Linked DNA regions of Mus musculus: all the other regions are linked to region 3. Evidence: chromatin contacts called from ENCODE Hi-C or POLR2A ChIA-PET data. All regions are on one chromosome and are shown on one strand. Each heading gives the region's core, a stretch centred on a gene start or an enhancer-like site at or near the end of the contact. The rest is flanking DNA. Distances are from core to core; before and after follow the strand shown. Region 1 holds the start of Alkbh4 (alkB homolog 4, lysine demethylase). Region 2 holds the start of Polr2j (polymerase (RNA) II (DNA directed) polypeptide J). Region 3 holds the start of Rasa4 (RAS p21 protein activator 4).

What was found. A loop is a pair of places that touch in the nucleus more often than their neighbours do. ChIA-PET counts read pairs that join two places held with the same protein, here RNA polymerase II (POLR2A).
Region 1: a map of CH12.LX shows a loop between it and region 3 (2.5-fold over the local background). The contact joins the promoter of Alkbh4 here to the promoter of Rasa4 in region 3. A Hi-C loop is called at or near these places in 1 of 37 maps with a recorded cell type or tissue (CH12.LX). POLR2A ChIA-PET finds 5 or more read pairs at or near these places in 2 of 5 experiments (Patski and embryonic stem cell).
Region 2: a loop to region 3 is called in a map of heart, with 2.4 times the contacts of the local background. The contact joins the promoter of Polr2j here to the promoter of Rasa4 in region 3. A Hi-C loop is called at or near these places in 1 of 37 maps with a recorded cell type or tissue (heart). POLR2A ChIA-PET finds 5 or more read pairs at or near these places in 4 of 5 experiments (Patski and embryonic stem cell).

Annotation. Positions count from the first base shown.
Region 1 is chr5:136,134,747-136,137,446 of GRCm38, forward strand. It overlaps Alkbh4 (alkB homolog 4, lysine demethylase), which reads left to right and starts at 1,399. Exons shown (of 3, transcript NM_001347492.1): 1 at 1,399-1,548. The coding sequence starts at 1,432. Lrwd1 (leucine-rich repeats and WD repeat domain containing 1) reads right to left here and starts at 1,328. Exons shown (of 15, transcript NM_027891.4): 1 at 1,126-1,328. The coding sequence starts at 1,205.
Region 2 is chr5:136,115,233-136,118,031 of GRCm38, forward strand. It overlaps Polr2j (polymerase (RNA) II (DNA directed) polypeptide J), which reads left to right and starts at 1,459. Exons shown (of 4, transcript NM_011293.2): 1 at 1,459-1,573. The coding sequence starts at 1,521.
Region 3 is chr5:136,082,642-136,085,341 of GRCm38, forward strand. Rasa4 (RAS p21 protein activator 4) reads left to right here and starts at 1,275. Exons shown (of 21, transcript NM_133914.3): 1 at 1,275-1,536. The coding sequence starts at 1,472.

The DNA.
Region 1 (2,700 bases), core at 149-2,648, 52 kb after region 3:
AGAGAGCAAGAGAGCTGAGGGAGCGGGCCAGACCCTCCCATTAATTACCCCATCTGTCCCAGAGGGATTTCCACCAACAAAGTTCTTGTGCAAGCATGAAGCTTGCTTTAGACTTGGCTAGCCTGAACTATGTAGACTAGGTTGGCCGCAAAACTCAAGAGATCCCATCCTACACAACTCATTGCGTAGTCCAGGAAAGCCTTGAACTTAACTCTCCTCCCCCTACCCACGTGCTGAGATGACAGGCATGTGCCACCCCTTGGGAGCTGTTCAGGTGTTGATAGGGATGGAACCCTAGGGATACTCAGGCTCTGTGCATGTCTAGTAAGCAATGTAGCAACTGAGCTATGCCAACTGTTCTAGCCTTCTCACTTCCTAACTTACCTTTCTATGTATTACAGAGTGTCTATGTATCTGTGTGTGGTGTGTGGATAGGAATGGGCACAATCAAAGCGTGATTAAGGGGGTCATGGTTTTAGGGAGCTGCTTTGCTCCACTGTCTGGGCCCAAGGGATTGAATTCAGGCTTGATGACAGACAGGCACCTTTATCTGCAGATCATTTCTGTGGCCCATCTTCCCTCCCTTAAAGAGTACTTTGTTGCCGGGCAGTGGTGGCACACGCACGCCTTTAATCCCAGCACTTGTGAGGCAGAGGCAGGTGGATTTCTGAGTTCGAAGCCAGCCTGGTCTACAGAGTGAGTTCCAGGACAGCCAGGGCTACACAGAGAAACCCTGTCTCAAAAACAAACAGGCAAGCAAACAAACAAAACAAAATGACTTTAGAGCCCAAGACTTCCAAGTTCCTTCTTGTTTTTACTAGTTCCTGCTAGCCCGTTCCGTGCTACACAGGATCCCTCAACATCCCTTAGTATCTCATCAGTCTTTCCACTCCGCGCAAGGCTAAGGGCGTTCGCTCCAAGTTTATCTGACGCCGGGCGTTGGCTGCCAATCTCCCACATCTCCGTTTGGCGCGAGATTCGACTGGGGCTCGAATCCCGGATAACAGAATAACCCGGGCAGGAGGAGGAGACGGAGGGGTCTGAGCCTTGCATTCCGCCCATCAAACCACCCTGGCGGGGAAGAACCCCACGCCCCGGATCCGCTTCAACCCCACATGCTCTTACTTCAAACTCTGAATCTTCCCCAGCTTATCCGTCTTGGGTCGCCCACGTTGCAGGAGCAGTTGCGGCGTGAGAGGAGCCATGGGTGGCCGAGGGCTCAACCGAACCCGCGCCTCCACGAAGTCCGGTCGCTAAGGCCCGCTGCCGGGGAGCCCAGGAGGTGGCGCACAACAAACCCTTTGCGAGTCCGTTGCGACCGGAAGGAAGTAGAACGCCAGCCTTACGCCCCACCTCCTGCTTCTGCGATGACTACAACTCCCAGCGGCCCCTGCGTCTCGCGCCTGCGCTCTTAACTGATCGGAGGACGCGATGGCGGCGGCGGCTGAAGTTTCTCTTTTGCAGGAGTGCGGCTGTAAGGGCATCCGGACCTGTCTTATCTGCGAGAGACAACGCCACAGGGACCCGCCCTGGCAGATCTGCCTTCAGGTACGGACTAGGAAAAGAGTCATAGCCAGAAAATCTATTCATCTTAATGGGAAACTAAGGCCCAGCTTGCCTGTAAAACAGCCAAGGACCAAAGCCTCGCGGTAGGTGAGTTGTTTGGAGCGCTTATATCTTCAATATTCACAAAACCCAAAAGGTGGACCAAGTGCCATCGGCTGATTAATGGAAGGGCGGGGAAATGCTGGTGCACGCCGAGATCTCTGCATTTGAAAGGCAGAGAGGCTGGAGAACGGACCTCAGCCGCCCAGCAGGTTTTAGGAGTTACCTTGGCAGTAGGGAAGCGGCTGTCACACATCATCTCTGTGACTTTGGGGGGTGAGGGGTGGGGGTGGGGGGCAGTGGTAAATAACTTGGACTGAACGGGTCTGGTTTTGAGTGAGCTTCCGGAGCACAAGGGAGACTGCATGGAAATGGTAGGGAGTGCTGAACACTAGGCCGCCTGTATTAGACAGGGAATGAGCGACTTAAGACAGCACAGGCAGCCGGGCAGTGGTGGCGCATGCCTTTAATCCCAGCACTCGGGAGACAAGAGGCAGGTGGAATTCCGAGTTCGAGGCCAGCCTGGTCTACAGAGTGAGTTCCAGGACAGCCAGGACTACACTACAGAGAAACCTGTCTCCAAAACAGGCTTTGATTTGGGGGAAATTTTTTTGGGAAAACAAACCTGTATGAATCAGCTTTACAGCCGGGCAGTGGTGGTGCATGCCATTAGACTTAGCACTTGGGATGCAGAGGCAGGCAGATCTCTGTGAGTCCCAGGCTAGCCTGATCTACATAGGGAGTTCCAGGAAAGCCCATCTTGAAAAACAAAAACAAATCTGTCTTACAAGATACTAATAGGATCAGGAGTCAGGTAGGCCAGGAAGAATGTTAAAATGTTTCCCTTCTAGCTCTCTGTTGACCAGGCTAACACCTTCCATCAAAATGGGCAATGGATGGATGAATGAATGAATGAATGAATGAAAAATAACTTCAGAGCATTTGTATGGCCCTGGCAGTGCTGTAGCAAGTTGCTGGGATGCATAGCCAGGGGAATGCTTGAGTAGAGGCCTGAGATAGGAGCTGTGGGTGGCTGAGGCGACAGACACTTAAAGAGATCAAAGGGGCCTGAGCCAAGTTTTTTGTTTTAGTTAT
Region 2 (2,799 bases), core at 209-2,708, 33 kb after region 3:
TGAAAACTGAACAGAAGTCCTGGTGCTGCTGGCTTACGCCTTTAATGCCAGCACTCTTGGAGATGGAGGCAGGCAGCTTTCTGAGTTCGATGCCAGCTTGATCTACAGAGCAAGTTTCAGGACTGCCAGGGTTGCACAGAGAAACACTTGTCTTGAAAAACAAACAAAACCAAGACAACAACAACCAGAAGCAGCCAGGCGTGGTGGTCCATGCCTTTAATCCCAGCACTCGGGAGGCAGAGGCAGTCGGATTTCTGAGTTTGAGGCCAGCCTGGTCTACAAAGTGAGCTCCAGGACAGCCAGGGCTACACAGAGAAACCCTGTCTCGAACCCCCCCCCCAAAAAAAAAAAACAAAAAAACAACCAACCAGAAGCATCTTAAGGAAGGGTATACAATGCAGATGTCATAGCAACAGGATTCCCAGGCAGCCAAGCACACTGCATCTGCGCCAGGAAGCTGTAGTCTGACTCCTGAGCCTCTAGGATGATGCCATACACGTCTGTCTTCCTCAGTCAAATCTGTCTAGAATCCCAAAGACAACCAAACGTTCTTTATTATGGTTATGATTATTATTCTCTATTGTGAGTGCACACATGTGTAAATGCATACCGTGAAGGGAGGTCGGAGAAGTCTGTTCTCTACCACCACGTGGGTTCTGGGGACTGAATTTAGGTAATCAGATTTGGTCACACTCCCCCTTGCCCACTGGGCTGTCTTGCTGGCCCCTCCTAGGGGTTTGTTTCTAGGATGATTCTAAATTTCATCCGGTTGACAAGATGAGCCATCAGGGAGGCTGGAGAAATGGCTCAGCAGTTAAGGGTCTTACTGCTCCTGCAGGGGACTGGAGTTCGGTTCCCAGCACCCACTGGGGCAGGGGGGGCTCACAACCACCTGTAACTCCAGCTCCAGGTGACCCAACCCTCTTCTGGTCTCCAAAGGCACCTGCATATACGTGCCCATACAAGATATGCAAATAAAAATCTTTAAAAATAGGAAAAATAAAAGATTGCTACAGAGACCGCTGAAAAATGGCGAGGTGCAAAGCTTTCATCGTGTTTTTAGTTACCTGTGTGCTCAAGAGAAGATGCGCTGGTACCCCAAGCTCCTCCCCAACCTTTACATCCCTTCTTGCTCCACTGGTCCTCATCTAGAAGGCCTCATAAGTCCGCCAGTGTCGGCCCACCCGGGGGTCCTGCAGCAGCAGCCCACTTAGACTCTTAGTCCCATTCAGTCGGTACCGGGGAGCCAGCTACAGGTGGCTCAACTCCGGGCGCGGGAGCACGCGCCAAAACACTCAGCATGGACGCCTCGAACAAGGGTTCTAAACTGACGCATGCGCACGGCTCGCCCTCAGCCTTGCCTGCGCCTGCATTAGGTCATCCGAGCCGCTAGGGGGCGGGGGCCAGGTGCTTACACTGATTGGCTGCGGCTGAGAAATCCGGAAGTGGTCGCGCTTCGGGGCTCTGTTGGCGGAAGGAGACTGTGGGTTGGTGTCGGGGAGCGAGAGCGCGGCGCTAGGATGAACGCTCCTCCGGCCTTCGAGTCGTTCTTGCTCTTCGAGGGCGAGAAGAAGTAAGTGGAGGCCGGCGGAGGCGGGGACGGTTGCATAGGAGCCTGCCGGCCGTCAGCTCCGCTGGAGCGCCGCACTGCTCCTGTCTGGGGAAACCGAGGCGGGAGGCGGGCTTTGCTTTGAGTCTTCCGTGCTGCTCAATGCGAGTCTGCCCAGCTTCAGGCAGCGGCGCGAAGCACTGGCGCGTGCATGCATTTTGCAGTGGGAAATCGGAGGCTCTGGGACATGGAGTGTCTTGCTCCAGACACTTGGTTCATGATGACAGCTGTGAAGGGACAGAGACACAGCTCTCTTACACTCCTCAGCAACCTGAGGGTTTCTCCTAGATTTTCAGGGATCCCGACTTAGGCCAAACCCGGGTTCGTGGCTCCACGCTAAAAAGAATTTCAGGACTCTTCGGTTTAGTGAAGCAGGATTGGTGGGTTTTTAATTAAAGATACTTTAATATGGGCTTAAGCAGGAGGGTTCAGAGGAAGAGAGCGCTAAGAAAGTAAGACAGACGCAAGTTGGGTCTGTGTGCATTCAGAGAGCAGGGGGAAGTACTTTGCACTCGAGTGGCTACAGGTTTAGAGATTAAGCATCTAATTGTCTTTTGGAGGTAGGGTTTCTCTGTGTATCCTCCTTGACTGTCTTGGAACGAGCTTTGCAGACCAGACTAGCCTCAAACTCAGCGATCCACCTGCTTCTACCTGGGATTAACGGCCTGAGCCACCGGCTCTGGCTTTATGTAATTGTCTTAATGGTAGCCAAATACACTCTTTTGATGACTCAAAGTTTGCTACGAACCCTTCTCTCTTGTGTAACCCTTCTCTCGTGTGTGTGCCCCTTCTTGGAAGTCAGCTTAGTCTCTATCTCAGTGGGAAAAAGGTATGGAGGTGTGCTAGGAATCGTTTGTGAACCCCAAAAGATCATTAAGGAGCCGTTTCCATTAGGGTCTCTTTATCACAAGCTCGGGCTTGGGCTCTCCTCCAACCCAACCCTGACACAACAGGACAGGAAGAGAAGGCAGAGCAGCCTTGAACCCAGGACAAGGTTTTCTAGGGAGTGGGAGTGACGGGGTATGGAGCTTGGCAGGTATCTAACTGAATGTCTGTTGTAAGCTGACAGGTGGTGCTGTGAAGGGAGATGAACAATCACAAACTATCTGAAAGTAGATCTGAAGCAACCAGACTAATCTTTGATTAACTGTTGCTAGGGAGTAACTCTGGGGTATGGGCCAAGGGACAAG
Region 3 (2,700 bases), core at 25-2,524:
GGCAGAGGCGAGGGGAATCTCTGTGAGTTTGAAGTCAGCCTGGTTTATAGAGTTCCAGGACAGTCAGGGTTACTCAAAGAAACCCTGTGTCAAAAAAAAAAAAAAATCTGTATGTATGTCTGTATCCCCAATGGAATCTTATTTTGGGGTAAAGAAGAATAAAATGATGTCACTCGTAGCAGAATTTTTGACCAGGACACTCAAGGACCTAGGTTTGGTCACCAGTATGGGCAGCGATGGCGGGCTGGAATGCAGATCTAGGGCTAGGTAAGTATGGTTCACTTGCTAAACTGCTTTGCAAGCAGAAGAATCACTCGTTCCCAGGACTAATGGATAGCTGGGCATGGTGTTGAACTCTTGTAAAGAACTCCAGAAGTGGGCAAGATGGAGAAAGGTGGATCCTGGAGTCTCACTGGCCAGCCAGTCTAGACTACTGGGGAGGTTTCAAGCCAATGAGAGACCTTGTGTCTTACAAGGTGGGGCAGAGGAGATGGGTCAGTAGAAAGACTCCTGCCCAAGTCTGATAATCTGAATTTGATCCCTGGGACCCATTTGGTGAAAGTAAAGAAAAGATTCTTGCGGGTGTCCTCTGATTTCCACTTGGGACCACAACATGTAAGCCACACCCTAATCAATCAGCCAATAAAAAACAAAAATTTTAAAAAGGTAGCCAGAGCCTGGAGGTGGTGGTGCAGGCTTTTAATCCCAACACTTGGGAGGCAGAGACAAGTGAATCTTTGTATTCGAGCCCAGCCTGGTCTGTAGAGAGAGTTCTAGGACAGCTAGGGCTACACAGAAAAACCCTGTCTCAAAAATAAATAAATAAACAAATAAATAAATGGTGGACGGATCTTGAAGAATGAAATCGGAGGGTGATCTCTGGCCTCTACCTGCACACCTGAACACACACGAAACCACAATACAAACACGCCCCAAACAATCCTGTTTTCCAGATTTGATGTCCTCAAACTTTCCCAACTGCCTGAGTCTTCACATCTTTCCAGGTCTGTCACAGACAAGTTACTCCCAGCGTGCGGCCATTAATGGATTTGCAGCTATGCTGCACACCCAGGTCCCTCCGTGAGCCTGGGCTCTCTCTCTGAGAATCGAGAGCACCAGGAGGGATCCTGGTGGTGGAAGAATCTCCGGGTGCCAGCAGCTACACTTCGGGGCAGGCCCCGCCCGCCCTCCCTTCCAGGTGGCCAATGAGGGACGCAAGCCGCATAGGCCGCGCCCATTCTGGGCATCCAGGACGCTGATTGGTCCTTCCATGCAGTGTCTCCCCGCCCCCGCAGGAGGGGCGGGGAGGGGTGAATGGAGTAGCGGAGATCCCTCAGCCCCAGCGCTCCCCTCTCTGGCCTCCGCACCCGCCTGCCTGCAGCGCCACTCGCACTGTTCCCCCTCCTTACCCCGAGAGGGGACCCATGAGTCCGAACCCCTCCCCGCCAGGCCTCCACGTCGCCGACCCGCAATGGCCAAGCGCAGTTCGCTGTCCATCCGAATCGTAGAAGGGAAAAATCTGCCCGCCAAGGACATGTGAGTAGTGGGTACGGGTGGTGGCCACCCCAACTTTGATGGGATCCCCTTTTATATACTTGACCTTTGCGGGGGGTCCTTAGGGCTTCCCCACAAGGAGAGCAGCGGAGAGGATGTGGCGTGTACAGCCACGGAGGGGGACTGGCTACGAAAATGGGGACAGCGAGATTTGCTGTGAATACCTGACAGAGTGGAGGGGCAAGCTAGAGGCGGAGGGCTAGAGACAAGGGAGGGGCTTCTCCACCTGGGAACAGCAGGAAGCCAGGGCTCATAGGGGGGCAGGAGTTTTAAAAGACTGAAACTGGCACTGGGATGGCATCGCAAGAACTGCCCAGGGTGTGGCTGAAAGGGGCGGAGTGTCCCCCCCTCTCTCTGTAGTTTGGGAGTCCATAACAACCCCAAGAGTTGTCCGCCGGACTTGTTCGCTATTCGCTATTCATTTGGGCAAGGCATGCAGGTGTGAAAAGTGGGGGTGGGGGTGTAGGTCAAGGGGACAGGAGGGATGCATAGAGGCAGGATTTAGAGTCTCCCTTGACTTTGCCGGGCCTCTCCCTTTAATCGCTCCCTGCAAGGCATTTCTCCTCGGACCACTTTACAGATTAGAAAACCGATGCCGACAGACAGGAAATGTTAGCTGGTGGTGTCAAAGCAAGGTCGTGAATCTAGGGCTCCTAAAATGCATTACCGTCCTTCATAAAGCTTCCTCTAATCCATCGCCAGATTTGGGGAGCTTTCGGACACCCCTTTGTCACACTGTTTTTAGTGAGTTCCCGAGGTCAACTGCGTGACTCCTAGAACGTGTCTCGTGGCTTTCTTATGTCCTCATTTGCAAAGATTCAGTTTCCCTTTCTGGACCCAAGTGCTTGAAATCCTAGTGTCGGGGAGAAGCCACGATCATAAAACCGAAGAAAGGGCGGGGCAGAGGCCTAGGGTTCAAAGTGCGCTCCGGGTCCCGGTGGGTTTCCTGGCTACAGAGAACTGAGAATTGGGGAGGTGTGTGTGTGTGTGTGTGTGTGTGTGTGTGTGTGTGTGTGTTCATCTCTCCGGCGGGCAGGCGGGCTCTCCCAGCACTCTCAGTGCCAGGAGCGGTTCCAGTTCAAGGCCCCCTGGGCCTGAAGAGGCCAGCTCAGCAGTTGCCATGGCAATGGGGAGGGAGGAGGGTGG